Regions from separate parts of the Homo sapiens genome. Here regions 2 and 3 are each linked to region 1. The links are chromatin loops, found by intact Hi-C in ENCODE. Cell type or tissue: PC-9. All regions are shown on one strand.

Region 1 (5,000 bases):
GGTGCAAACCTTGATAGCTAACTTTTTAGAATCACTTTGAGGATGGGTGAGGCTGGGCTGGAGGTGTATTTTCTCTTCCTCGACATTCTGCCTCATAGGCAAGCAGCAGCTGCCAAAATGAACAGGGGTGGCTGCCTCTGATAATTCAGTCCAAATGCGGAGGCACAGCCCAGTGCTGGTGACACTGGTGACAGGAAGAAATCAGAAGTTATGTCCCTCCTGCACCTACGCACCTCCATCCACTCACCTCCTCAAAAACACTGAAGTATTTTAATCACTGTTTGCTTTCTGGTCTCTACTGATAAACATATTTCGGGACAAGACCTAAATAAACACAGTTCTCTACCCAAGAGTTCAGCAACAATAAACATTTCAGGCTTGCAGACCATACTGTCTCTATGTAATGACTCAGCTTGCCACTGCAGCACAAAAGCTGCCACAGACATTGTATAAATGAACGGACCTGGCTGTGCCCCAATAAACCTTTATTTATGGACACTGAAATGTGAATTTTGCCTAATTATCGTACGTCATGAACTACTGTTCCTCTTTTAATGTTTTCAAGTATTTAAAAATGCCAAAACCATTCTGAGCCTGCAGCAGCCGCATTTAGCCCACAGACCAGAGTTTGCTGACCCCTGATCTATGTACAAGTGAAGTCCATTTTCCCATGAAACTTCAATCCTTTTTAATCACTTCCCAAATCCAAATTCTTCTTACTCAGAAGGGGGATTTCTACGTTTTCCCAACTTGCATTTCAGAGGTTGAGAGACGCTGGCTTTTCAAGACTTTTGCCAAATTGCTCCTTTTCAATCCTTTCAGCCATTCTGGGGCCTTGAGAGCAGGGGCTCATCTTTCTACCACCAAGAGCACCCCCAACCCAAGGATGGCAAATATGTGGCCGAGGCGCCAACACTAGCATCAAACATCAATGGCTCCCACTGCCTCTGGGCTCACAGGGCTGTTGGTTTTTGGTTTACAATTTCACATGAGAGATCACTGTTCTGCTGGCTTTTACACTTGCACACTGACTGATACGTCAATTAAAATGAAAAAATGAAGCATGGAGAGAATTTTTAATGAGCTCATTTTCAATGCTAGTTACCAGGAAATATCTGACGCATTTTTGAGAAATAAGACAGACTGTGACTAATCTACCAAGGATCTGAATATTGTATGTAGGGTAACAACATAAACATTACTGCATGCAACATGATTTGTATTCACAGTGAAATTACAGAGCCCACCCAGGGCTAGGCAGTGGATTTCATTCTGCTGGGAATCTGATTTTGTGCAACACTGTCACCTCCCGTTACAAGTGTTTACAAAATCCACCTGAGCCTCTGAGCCCAGTTTGGATGCAATAGTTTGATTTCATAGTGAGCTGGAGGACTACTGAATGAGTTTTTACTGTTTTATCTCATTAGATTAGCTGTCGTCTTAGATTTCTGGGAAGGAATCTAAAATCTACTTAATTGGATTTTTAAAATAAACGACTCTCTGAAACTTTAAAAATGAAGCAATTTGTTATACCTGCCACAAAGCAGTTTAAAAGCCGTAAGAGAGTTTACAGAACTCTAAAGGGATGTTATTGGGAAAAAATTGTTCCCATGCCTAACACTGAAAAGAAAAAGGATACTTAACGGGGGGAAATGATTCAACAGAAAATATTTTGGCAATGACGTGGGAAAAATAGATCTAATAGTTCTATACTCTGCATTATTTCCCCAAATGATGGTATTTTGCCCATGTATTTACAGCTTCTCTAGGACAGGGTTATAACATTTAATTTTTACTTTAAATGACAATAAAAGCCTTCTCAATCTTAACTTAATCTTGATAATATTATTTGAATTCCAGTGACTAAGATGAACAGTTACATTTTACCCTAAATTGAATTGAGGTTTATCGTTTTCCTGCACATGTAAGCTTACCCACGCAGCGTTTTGTTCGGTCAGTTGGCTTTTTCCCCTCTGGCACATGAAATGGAATCTATTTGCTATCCCTGCTCTAACCACGTGGCCTGTCTCAAAGCTCCACCACCGATTCTTGCTTATAGCAAAATCTGAAAGAAATCTCCCTTCTGCCACCAACCACCTCAACGGCCTCTCAGGCATTCCAAGTGCCTTATTCCCCAGCCTGCTCCAGTCACTCATGGTACCTGCTTGGACCTGGAGGCAGCTGAGTTTGAGATTTTAAAACTCATTTAAGCAGGCAAAAATATGTGAGAAATATTTTGCAAAATATTGCAATGCAGACAGTACATCCACATAGAGCTACTGCCTAAGGGAAAGGAGCTCAGGAGGAGTCCAGTTTACTGCTCTGGTGAGGCAGCCAGAGGCTAGGAGGAGCTGAAAAGCCACACAAAAAGTCTAAAGCAAAAGTGCCCAAGGCCAGGCCACACAATGTCAGGGGCTCCCTCCACACCTGGGCTCTGACTCAGTGCTGTGACTGATGGCTGCTGGGGAGGTGCACAGCGTCTGAAGACAGGTTGTGCAGGCTCCCTTCCAAACTAGGTCAGCACATTTGGACTTTGACAAGCTCATCCCCATAAAAACAGGTTGTAAATGTTAAGTTCTCAGTCCAACTTACAAGGACTCATTTAGCTCACAGATTATCTAAGAGACAGCCCTGGCAGGGGCCTATTGAGTTTTCTGAGCCACTCAGAAAAATAGTAAAAATAAAAACTAGTGGAAAAAGATCTAGGAGGTAACAGTGGTTCTTAACCAGAGCTACACATGACAGTCCTGGAGGCTCTGAAAATAATACAGGTGATGCCACTTATATGAAATGGCCAGAAAACGGGAATCTATAGAGGCAGAAAGTAGATGAGTGGTTGGCTTTGGGGGTGGGGGGAATGGGGATTAACTGTAAAGAAGTATGAAGGCTCTCATTTGGGGTGACAAAAATGTTCTACAATTGGGTTGTGGTGATGGTTACACAACTCTGTAAATTTACTACAAATCATTGAGTTCTACACTTAAAATGAGACATTTTTTGAAATATGTCAGACACAGAAAGATATATACCACATGTTCTCATTCATATGTGGGAGCCAAAAAAAATAACGTCATAAAAGTAGAGAGTAGAATTGTGGTTATTAGAGGCTGGGAAGCATAGGGTGGAGGAGAGATAGGGAGAGGTTAATGGATAGGGATAAATAATTATAGCTAGATGGGAGGAATAAGTTCTAGTATTCTATAGCACTGTAGGGTGAATATGACTAACAATAACTTAGTGTGTATTTTCAAAAATCTAGAAGAGGATTTTGAATGTTCACAATACAGGCACAAACGTTCAAGGTGATGGATACGATAATTATGCTGATTTGATCATTACACATTGTAAACATATCAGAATATCACTCTATATCCCATAAATATGTACAAACATTGCAGCCAACTAAAGATAAAAGGGGAAAATGGGTAAATTTTATGATCTATAAAATATATCTCATAGGTTGGGCACAGTGGCTCATGCCTGTAATCCCGGCACTCTGGGAGGCCAAAGTGGGAGAATCACCTGAGTCCAGGAGTTCAAGACCAGCCTGGGCAAGACAGGGACACCTCCATCTATACAAAAAATAAAAAACTTAGCCAGGCATGGTGGTGCACACCTGTAGTCCCAGCTACTCAGAAGGTTGAAGTGGGAGGATTGTTTGAGCCCAGGAGGTCAAGACTTCAGTGAGCCACGATCGTGCCACTGCACTCCAGTCTGGGCATCAAAGCAAGATCTTGTCTCAAAAAAAAAAAAAATTAAAACAATTAGCTGGGCATGGTGGTGAGCACTTGTAGTCCAGCTACTTAGGAAGCTTAGGTAGGAGGGTCATTTGAGCCTGGGAAGTGGAGACTGCAGTGAGCCAAGATCACACCACTGCACTCCAGCCTGGGCAACAGAGTGAGACCATGTCCCCCACAAAAACACAAATACACACACACCCCTCATAAGGTTGTCAAAAATAATAATACTGATGCCTGGACCCCAACCTAAAACAAATGAATTAGAACCTCTGGAGGTGGGGCTTGGCTTTTTTTTTTTTTTTTTAGCTCCCCAGGCAATTCCCAAGCAAAGAGAACACTGAGAACTGCTGCAAGGAGAAGGTTCAGGTAGCAACAGCTGGCAGGTGGCAGAACGAGCAGCAGGACAGACTAGAAGGGTAGCAGCCATAATGCACTGCAGCACCATAGTCTCCAGGGTCCCTGTGTCCTAGGCCATAAACACATTTCAGAAGGAGCTGATGTGCATGATTCACAACTGGCTTTACGCTGCGGCCTTCACAGACAGAGTAAACTCAGTTGTAAAAAACAGAGTGATACCCAATTCTAAGTTTCACTCTCAGCAAAGGATAAGAATGTAGGATACAGTCAGAACTAAGAGTTAGGGCTCTGGAGTCAAACATACCAGACTTTGAAACCCAAGGCTAGACGTTCACATGTGCACCTTACTAAGAAACATTTCCTCCACTGTGAAATAGGAATAATTATAACCATAAAATTATAATAATGATACCACCACCATAGTGGTTGTTTAGGAACACCATCTCATGTACTTCATTTAACGTGTTTCGTGGCACCTAGTGAGGGTTCATGGAGTGTTAGCTGTTCTGAGAATTACAACAAATAATAACAACCTTCAGATAAATCCCAAGTCTTATCTAAGAATGACCTTTCCAAATTTATCAAGCTGTTCTAGCTTCTCTCTGGAAGAAGTCACAGTCGAGCCTGGACCACACAAAAACAAAAAGCTAGTCAGAGTTAGAGCAGGAGTAGCGCAGGACGTTCAATTAAAACAAAGGGTTGGTTGTGACAACACCGTGTGGGATGGCACCAAAGAGAATCACAGGCAAACAATAAACAGAAACTCAGGGACAGAGTACGTGGAGAGTTAGTAAACCCTGCATCAGAAGCTAACATCTTAAGCTGCTGGGCTTCCCACCACTGCTAAGGAAGCTATAGAAACACCTGCACCAGCAGATCTCAGCTGAGCATGCATTCACAGAG
Region 2 (5,000 bases), 150 kb before region 1:
GGCTTGCATGTTGCCTAGAAAAGCTTATTTCAGTTTTGAGGATTTGCTCTTTTCAATTCTTGCAACAAATAGCAACATTTGAGTTGTTAGGGATGTGGGTAGGCAAAGGTGTGTTATTAAAAGTCTGCAGAAAATCTAGGAAGAAATCACATCTTGAGCCCTCTAGGAGAACATGCGACCCAGGAATACAGATTCCAAACAGAGCCCCGTGCATCATTTGACACACCCCGCATTTTAGCTATTTTGTTGCTTTTGAATTTACCAAACCTTACAAGTCATCAGAGTTTCTATTAAAAACAAAAACAAAAACAAAAAAAACCCAGACTTAGATTTCTCTTGCAAAAGGAATGCTGGCAACATAAGACCCACGTTCTTACGTGGTGACAATGGGCTGGAACTAAAATCTGGGAGACAGACTCGCAATAACTGTATTTGCTCAGTGTATTTGCTCTGTATGAATTCACTGTTTGTATATTTGCTCTTTTTTTTGAGATGGAGTCTCACTCTGTCACCCAGGCTACAGTGCAATGGCATGATCTCGGCTCACTGCAACCTCCATCTCCTGTGTTCAAGCGATTCTCCTGCCTCAGCCTCCCGAGTAGCTGGGACTACAGGTGCACCCCACCACGCCTGGCTAATTTTTGTATTTTTAGTAGAGACAGGGTTTCACCATGTTGGCCAGGATTGTCTCGATCTCTTGACCTCATGATCCGCCCACCTCGGCCTCCCAAAGTGCTAGGATTACAGGGGTAAGCCACTGTGCCCGGCCATCTGCTCTCATTTTTAAAGATATAATTTACATACAATAAAATGCATGAGTCAGCCAGGCGCGGTGGCTCATGCCTGTAATCCCAGCACTTTGGGAGGGTGAGGCAGGAGAATCACTTGAACCCAGGAGACAGAAGTTTAAGTGAGCTGAGATGGCGCCATTGCACTCCATCCTGGGTGATAGAGTGAGACTTGGTCAAAAAAAAAAAAAAAAGCATAAGTGTTCATCCTTCAATTCACGGGGTTTTACCAATTGTATATACCGTATAATTACCACCCAATTCAAGATAATAGAAATTTCCATCACCTCTGAGAGCACACTCCCACCCTCTTCCAGTTGTTCACTGGGTCCTGTTCTTTGACTTCTGTCACCACAAATCCATCTTTCCTGTTCTTGAGCCTCACATAAATTGAATCATAAGGTCTGTACTCTTTTCATGTCAGCTTTTTTTTTTTTTTTTTTTTTTTTTTTTTGAGATGGAGTCTTGCTCTGTCTCACCCAGGCTGGAGTCCAGTGGCGTGATCCTGGCTTACTGCAGCCTCCACCTCCTGGGTTCAAGCAATTCTCCTGTCTCAGCCTCACGAGTAACTGGGACCACAGGCGCACACCACCACAGCAGGATAATTTAATTTTATATTTTTGGAAGAGACAGCGTTTTACAACATAGGCCAGGCTGGTCTCGAACTCCTGACCTCAGGCGATCCACCCACCTCGGCCTCCCAAAGTGCTGGGATCACAGGTGTGACCACCGCACCCAGCCCAGGTCAGCTCCTTTTGCTCAGCATAATGTTTCGTAGAGTCTTCGATTCATCCGTGGTGTTGCGTGGGTTGGGTAGTTCATTCCTTTCGATGAAAGTTTTTCACGGTGTTGGATGCACCGCAGTTTGTTTCTTCACTCACCTGTCGATGGAACTGGTGTTGTTTCCACTTAGAAACAGTTTTGAATAAGGCCACCATGAACACTTGTGTGCACAACTTTTTGGGAACATATGTCTCCATTTCTCTTGATAAATACCTAAGAGTGAAATTGCTGGGTCATGGGGGAGGTGTATGGTAACTTTATTTATTTATTTATTTAATTTTATTTTTTAGATGGAGTTTCGCCTTGTCACCCAGGCTGGAGTGCAATGGCACGGTCTTGGCTCACTGCAACCTCCATCTGCCTCCCAGGTTCAAATGATTCTCCTGCCTCAGCCTCCTGAGTAGCTGGGATTACAGGGGCCCACCACAACACCCAGCTAATTTTTGTATTTTTAGTAGAGACGAGTGCAGGCTGGTCTTGAACTCCTGACCTTGTGATCCACCCACCTTGGCCTCCCAAAGTGCTGCGATTACAGGCATGAGCCACCGCGCTCGGCAAAGTGTATGGTAACTTTATAAGAAATGTCCAAATAGTTCTCTAAAGTGGTTATACAGTTCTTTTTTTTTTTTTTTTTTTTTTTGAATTGAGATCTCATTCTGTTGCCTCGAGTGTAGTGGCACTATCATGGCTCACTGCAGCCTTGAACTCCTGGGCTCAAACGATTCTCCCACCTCAGTCTCCTGAGTAGCTGGGACTACAGGTGCACACTGCTATGTCCATCTAATTCTTCCTATTTTGTGTAGAGATGAGGGTCTCACTGAGTTACCCAGACTGGCCTCTAACTCCTGGCCTCAAGAGATCCTCCTGCCTCAGCTTCCCAAAGCTCTGAGATGATAGCATGAGCCCCTGCACTCCACCTCTCCTATTCTTTATAGCACTGAGGGTAAAAATGAAAAACCTGACAGAGAAACAATCGGAGGTGACAAGCCAAGGGTCGAGCAGGCCACATCTGGCCCTCAAGGATGCGTAATCATGAAACTTTGCAGAACTTCTCTAGAACAATCAGAAGTTCTGACCCCATTGGGCCTGTCTTCCCCCACGTGGAGCTGGGTCGTGGCTGTCCTCTTCAGCTGGGACACATGCTCTCGGGTCAGCCTCAGCTCCACCTGCCCGGCTTCACTCACTACCACGCCTCTTCTGTAGACACCCTGCACATGGCTAAGGCTCCCCAGACATTCCCAAGAAGTCAGGACTGGACCCCAGGTTGGCGAAGCAGTGCACCCTCGGTGGCACCCCACTGCCTTTCCTGGTGCTGTGGCCTCTGCTGCAGATCACAGATTCATGGCCTTCTGTCTGTCCCTCTTCTCCAATCCCAGCTGTTCCTTCTGTAAATCTGTCCCCCAGGGCAGGTCCCTCCCCCAAAGGCCCCATTCATACTGGTGTTGGTCAGTCACCCAGTGTTTGCTCACCCAGGCCACCCTTTATCCAGTCAAGCCACCCTCCACTGCTCCTGCAGGACTCTAGAGCCAGGTGGCCTGGGCTGAAATCTTGCTGTGTCACTTACAACCCGGGTGATCCTGGGCCGATGACTCATCTCCTCTACCTCTGTTACCTCGTCAGTAAGATAGAGATAACAGGACCTAACTTCGAGGGTTGTTGGAAAGACCAAGTGAGTAAAGGCATGTTGTGCCCTTAGAGCCTGGCACGTGTTCATCACTGCTATTATTTCTGGCTACTCGGTGCCAGGACAGGGGCCTCAGCTGAGGGCCCCCCAGAGCCTGGCAGGCCCAGTGAAGGAGTGAGATGGGGAGGCCACGACTCCTCCCCAGTCAGCAGCTGTCCTGTGGCCATGGGGGCCTGGTGAGGCCAGATCTTCAGGTTGTTCTAGAAAAGTGAGTATTCTAGAATTATGTTTCAAGCCTCTTGGTTTGCAAATACTAGTAACTATTTTTAAAATGTTTTGGTATTTGGCCTGGCACAGTGTTTGACCCCTGTAATCCCAGCACTTTGGGAGGCCAAGGTGGGAGGATCACTTAAACCCAGGAGTTGGAGACCAGCCTGGGCAACATAGCAAGATTCTCTCTCTACCAAAAAAATGAAAAAATTAGCTGGGTGTGGTGGTGCACGCCTGTAGTCCCAGCTACTCGGGAGGCTGTGGTGGGAGGATCACTTGAGCCCAGGAGGATGAGCCTGCAGCAAGCTGTGATGCCACCACTGCACTCCAGCCTGGGTGACAGAGTGAGATCCTGTCTCAGAAATAAAAAGTAAATAAAGTTTTGGATGCTTTGAGCATCTGGCAGAAATCTTCGCTATGCCCCGCTGATGTCCTGGGCCCGATGTGGGCGCCTGGCCATGGCTCGGTCACTCCTGACGGTTTTTCAGGGCCTCAGACACCTCTTCTTCTTCTTCTTCTTCTTTTTTTGAGACTGATTTTCGCTCTTGTTGCCCAGGCTGGAGTGCAATGGTGTAATCTCGGCTCACCACAACCTCCGCCTCCCGGATTCAAGTGATTCTCCTGCCTCAGCCTCCCGAGTAGCTGGGACCACAGGCATGCACCACCATACCCGGCTAACTTTGTATTTTTAGTAGAGATGGGGTTTCTCCATGTTGGTCAGGCTGGTCTCGAACTCTCGACTTCAGGCAGACACCTGTTCTTTGCCATGCCTCTGTCTGAAGAGTATATGGAAAGGGGTTGCACAAGCAATGGTTGCTGTTCCTGTTGCTGCCACTGCGGTGAGGGCTGTGGCTGGACGTCCCTCCTGGCACTTTGCCTCTGTCCCCTCCATCCGCCGCCAGCATTTTTCCTCCCCTCCCCTTCCTCCAGCTCGTCCCAAGCCTGCCTGTCCCCAGCGTGGAGGCGGGACAGTGGAAGACTGGGTGAGTGAAGCAGGATGGTGCCTTGGGCTCCAGCGTCTCCCCAACCCCTCCATGCCATGGGTCCCCACGCAGGTGAGGACCCTGGTGGAGGACGGTGTGGGCAGAGCGTGGGACATGTCACCTTCCCCACCTGCTCAGAGTTCAAGGGTCCTGGGCTGGGCCCCGTTCTCTCTTCTGCCCTGGGGAGATCATTCACGCTTCCTTTAATCCCCGCTGCAGCTGAGGCTGGAGTTTGGAGTTTGACCCGCTTGGAGGCTCTCTCAGCAGCGGGCATATAGGAGGAAGGGTCACTGCTGTCTCCGGAAGCTCTTGGCTGCAAAGAGAGAGGATCCCGGGTATCTCCCTCCTTACAACCACCGCCACCTCCTAGTGCCTTAGAAGCCACTGACAGCCCCCAGGGCAGGTGAGCCCTGCATCTGGAATAAGGTAAGACACCCCCTGCCCCCAAACAGGTAGCCACTCTCCAAACTGGGAAGTTGGTCTGGGGACAGGTGCTGGCAGAAGGACTCCAGCTGTCACCTGTGGGGCAGGGGAAGCTCAGCCCTCTCTGCA
Region 3 (5,000 bases), 350 kb before region 1:
TGACAAGAGCAAAACTCAGTCTCGAAAAAAAAAAAAAAAAATCCAGACTTCTCAACATAGTCTGCAAGGCCCTACATCACCAGGCACTTGCTTTATTCTAGAACTTCCTCTCACTTGCTCTGTTGCAGCCACAGTGGCTGCTTTGCAGGTACTTGAACCTACCAAGCTTGCTCTGGCCTCAGAGCCTTTATATGCTCTATTTACCATATATGCAGCTGCTTGACTTATTCATGGTTTACTCCTTTGTAGGTTTAAGATCTCAGCTCAGAGTATTATCTCTTCAGAGAGGCCTTCAATTTAAAGTACAGTGCTTTGATCTAAAGTGCAATCTATCACCTTAACCAGGCTTATTTCCTTACAGCATCACTTACTTTCAAAAATTATACTCATGGTGTATTTATTTTTTTTTCTTTTTCTTTTTTTCTTGAGACAGAGTCTCACTCTGTTGCCCAGGCTGGAGTGCAGTGGTGCAATCTCGGCTCACTGCAATCTCCACCTCCCGGGTTCAAGCGATGCTCCTGCCTCTGCCTCCCAAGTAGCTGGGATTACAGGCGTGTGCCACCACACCCAGCTAATTTTTGTATTGTTAGTAGAGTTGGGGTTTCACCATATTGGCCAGGCAGACCTCGAACTCCTGACCTCGTGACCCACCCACCTCGGCTTCCCAAAGTGCTGGGATTACAGGCGTGAGCCACTGTGCCCGGCTTTTATTTCTTTCCTTGTTTGTTTTCTGTGCCTCCACACACACACATTCCTCCCAATAGAATTTAAGCTCCATTAAGGTATAGAATTTATCTCTCTTTTTTTTTTTTTCGAGACGAAGTCTCGCTTTGATGCCCAGCCTGGAGTGCAGTGGCATGGTCTCAGCTCCCTGCAACCTCTGCCTCCCGGTTCCAGGGATTCTCATGTCAGCCTCCTGAGTAGCTGGGATTACAGTCATGCACCACCACACCTGGCTAATTTTTGTATCTTTATTAGAGACATGGTTTTGCCATGTTGACCAGGCTGGTCTCTTGAACTCCTGGCCTCAAGTGATCCTCCCGCTTCAGCCCCCCAAAGTGCTAGCATGACAGGCGTGAGCCACTGGGCCAGACCAAATTTATCTTTTTTATCACTGTATATGCCCAGTGCCTAAATAGTGTGATCATTTGATCAATAAATTTCAAAATTGGGCTGGGCGCAGTGGTTCAGGCCTGTAATCCCAGCACTTTGGGAGGTTTGCTTGAGCTCAGGAGTTGAAGGCCAGCCTAAACTACATGGCAAAACCCCATCTCTACAAAAAAATACAAAACAGATAGCCAGGCATGGTGGTGCATGCCCGTAGTCCCAGCTACTTGGGAGGCTGAGGCAGGTGGATCCTTTAAGCCCAGGAGGCAGAGGTTGCAGTGAGCCGAGATCATGCCACTACACTCCAGCCTGGGCGACAGAGAGAGACCCTGTCTCAGATAAATAAATAAATAAATGCACATTGAATATACCAGATTCTCTTAAGTGTTTCACACACCTTAAATATTGTAACATGCAAAATCTACACATTATCACTAGGACTATAAAAACGAATTGCTGAACCTAATACAAGAGTATTAATATACCACAGGTATGACTTATTCGGCCATCGTCTCTATATTTGTTTTTACACTTTTCTGTGTTTGTCACATCGCTTCCCTACTAAGAAAACAGAATTGTTATCCCAGGTCAGCTGAGGTTACAAGTCCAGGAACTTCATTCGGGGATTCCAGATTACAACAAGGGATCCAGAATGTGCTCTCCAGGGTGGGGCAGCATCAGCCCCCACCTTACCAATCTTAGCCCTTTCTCATGGTTCAGTGGCACCTGGCCTGTCCATGGAAGATATCAAGCCTGTGTCTTGCCCTAGAATTTAATGTAAATTTCACAATGTAAGAATCATTTACATTTCACATTTAGCAAGTTGGAAAAAAAATCTTATTCTCCATACACTTTTTTCTTTCTTCATTTGTTTTGTTGTTGTTGAGACAGGGTCTTGCTATGTTGCCCAGGCTGGTCTTGAACTCCTGCCTCAGCCTCCCAGAGCACTGGGATTACAGAAGTGAGTCACCTTTCTTTCTTTTTCTTTCTTTCTTTTCTTTCTTTCTTTCTTTCTTTATTTCTTTTCTTTCTTTTTCTTTCTTTTTCTTTTCTTTCCTTCTTTCCTTCCTTCCTTCCTTCCTTCTTTCCTTCCTTCCTTCTTTCTTTCTTTGTAATGCTGGAACTCTATACCCTTCATCTGGATTGTTTTACTTCTTATTCATAAGATTCTGCACGTTTATTTATTTATTTACTTATATATTTATTTGTTTATTTTTGGAGACCTGTCACCCAGGCTTGAGTGCAGTGGCTCGATCTTGGCTCACTGCAACCTCTGCCTCCCAGGTTCAAGCCATTCTTCCGCCTCAGCCTCCTGAGTAGCTGAGATTACAGGAGCCCACCACCACGCCCAGCTAATTTTTGTATTTTTAGTACAGACAGGGTTTCACCATGTTGGCCAGGCTGGTCTCAAACTCCTGACCTCAAGTAATTCGCCTGCCTTGGCCTCCCAAAGTGCTGGGATTGCAGGCACGAGCCACCACACCTGGCCAGATTCTGCACCTTTTTAAAAAATTTTACTTTCTCAATTGTCTCAGCACCCATCATAGACATCACATTTGTTGGTATTCAGGGAAAACAATTACCATTTGTGTATCTGTAAACTCCCAGAACTCTCTTATTATTTCTGAGAGTTTTTGCATAATTCTCTGAGGTTTTACACAAAGAAAGATGATTTTGTCACCTTGTTGCCAGTAGCTGTACCTTATATTTTGGTCTCCATGGTTTTTTGTTTTATTTTTGCCTGAGCTTCCAGAAACATCATCAAATGATAGCAGTAGCTCACATCCTGCATTTTATTTCTGACTTTAAAGAGACAATGCTGGTGTTTTATTGTTAAGGATGATGCCGTTGATCTGAGATTCTTTTATCATCCATTCCTTAATTCATTACATATTTATTGGTACCCATCCAAGTGCATTGGATTTGGCAATATGCAGGGCACTGATCGCCTTGGGGAAAGCAGTTCCAATGGCAGGGTGCCAGCAAAAGCCAGATTGCAGTGGTTTGCAGGGAGGCATGTGACGGAAACCGTCTTCTTTACTGCCTGCCAAGGATTTTCATCAGGAATGTGTGCTGGATTCTTTCTTAATGCCTTTTCAGCATTTATTAGTAACATTGTGGGTTGTTTTTTATACTTGACCTATTGGAATGATTTAACATATTAATATATTTTCATTCATTCATTCAAGAATTACCTAAGTGCCTATGATAAGCCAGACACTCTTCTATTATTGTAATGTTAGATTTGTGATTTTATAAAATATTGTAGGACTTTGTGATTTTTTTTTTTTTTTTGAGACAGGATCTTGCTCTGTTACTCAGGCTGGATTGCAGTGGGATGATCACAGCTCCCTGCAGCCTCAAACTCCTGGGCTCAAGAGATCCTCCCATCTTATGCTCTCGAGTATTTAGGACTACAGGCACATGCCACTGCGCCTGGTTTATTTTTTAACTTTTTTTTGACAGGGTCTCACTATGTTGTCCAGGGTGGTCTTGAATTCCTGGCCTCAAGTGATCTTCTCACCTCAGCTGAGATTACAGGTAGAGCCACTAAGCCTGGCTCTTTGTTTTATTTTTATATCAATTCATAAATATTGAACTGTTTTGACAGTAGTAAGATAAATTTGACTCAGTTATGGCATTTTGTTCCTTAATTTTTAATTACTAAATCAATGGATGCTTATTATTAAAAATTCAAGATGCAAAAGCATGTAAATCCAGAAAGTTCAGATATTCCCTATTAATAGATATTTCTGAACCTTTTTAACTTTTAATTGTCATAAGCTTGAAAAAGTTATTTGTAAGCATTTTATGTAGAATTTTCACATCTATATTCATGGCTGTGGTATAGATATTACAGTAAGAGAGCCATACCTGGGGCCCCATCAGATTGGCCTCTCCTGCTAAATGACACTTTGTTGCAGGGGTTTTTTTTGTTTGTTTTTCTTTTTGTTTTTGAGACAGGGTCTCACTCCCTGGCCCAGGCTAGAGTGTAGTGGTGGGATGATGGCTGACTGCAACCTCAACCTCCCAGGCTCAGGTGATCCTCCCGTCTCAGCCTCCCTAGTAGCTGGGACTTCAGGTGCATACCACCATACCTGGCTAGTTTTAAAATTTTTTGTAGAGATGGGGTTTCACCATGTTGCTCAGGCTGGTCTCGAACTCCTGGCCTCAAGCGATCTGCCCATCCCAGTCTCCCAAAGTGCTGGGATTACAAGCGTGAGCCATCGTGCCCAGCCTGTTGCAGTTCTTGACCCATCTGTGGTCTGGGCAGCCTGGCGTTCCCTCCACCCATGGGCATGCTGGATGCCATGCGGAGGTCACTGAGGTTTACTTGTTCAAAGAGTACGAGCATTGATCTGACTATGACTCCATAGTTCTAGGCAAGGGGAAAATAATACAATAAATAGATTAAATGTACAATATATTAGATGGTGATCAGACCTATGGAGGGAAAGTAAGGAAGGAGGAAGGGAAATGTTATTGGAAGTGAGGGAACCACAGTTACTGTGGGAAGGAAGGTCCCATGTGGGGAGGTGCAGAGCTTTCTTAAAAGAGGACTCAGGCAGCAGTGAGAATGAGGGCGCCACAACCACACAACACAATACCAAGGAATCTCACAAATATCACATCCAATGAAAGAAGCAAGGCACGTAGAGTACATTCCATATGATGCCATTTTTTAATTTATTTATTATTTATTTATTTTTGAGATGGAGTCTGGCTCTGTTGCCCAGGCTGGAGTGCAGTGGCCTGATCTTGGCTCACTGCACCCTCCACCTCCTGGTTCAAGCGATTCTCCTGTCTCAGCCTCTCAAGTATCTGGGACTACCAGCTCGCGCCACCACACCCAGCTAACTTTTGTATTTTTAGTAGAGACAGGGCTTTACCAT

What was found. Peaks named below come from ENCODE experiments on the same cell type or tissue, not always from the same donor. Only the 100,000 strongest peaks of a DNase experiment are listed, where the experiment ranks them.
Region 2: it touches region 1 in a loop (2.7-fold over the local background); 2 of 110 quality-filtered maps call a loop at or near these places.
Region 3: it touches region 1 in a loop (4-fold over the local background); 2 of 110 quality-filtered maps call a loop at or near these places.

What each region holds. Positions count from the first base shown.
Region 1 is chr16:24,986,745-24,991,744 of GRCh38, forward strand. The region is part of intron 1 of ARHGAP17 (Rho GTPase activating protein 17); the gene reads right to left. Among named protein-coding and RNA genes, the nearest start is that of ARHGAP17, 26 kb to the right of the region's middle. RefSeq lists an enhancer at 1,704-2,307. In PC-9, no CTCF peak of the experiment used is centred here; DNase peaks (open chromatin) are centred at 357, 1,167 and 2,427; H3K4me3 peaks cover 826 bases; H3K27ac peaks cover 1,628 bases.
Region 2 is chr16:24,841,565-24,846,564 of GRCh38, forward strand. SLC5A11 (solute carrier family 5 member 11) reads left to right here and starts at 4,399. Exons shown (of 17, transcript NM_001352248.3): 1 at 4,399-4,448; 2 at 4,668-4,874. In PC-9, no CTCF peak of the experiment used is centred here; DNase peaks (open chromatin) are centred at 3,117 and 3,457; H3K27ac peaks cover 1,945 bases.
Region 3 is chr16:24,632,987-24,637,986 of GRCh38, forward strand. It overlaps a transcript of TNRC6A not described here. Among named protein-coding and RNA genes, the nearest start is that of LINC01567, 36 kb to the right of the region's middle. In PC-9, no CTCF peak of the experiment used is centred here; a DNase peak (open chromatin) is centred at 3,105; H3K27ac peaks cover 1,349 bases.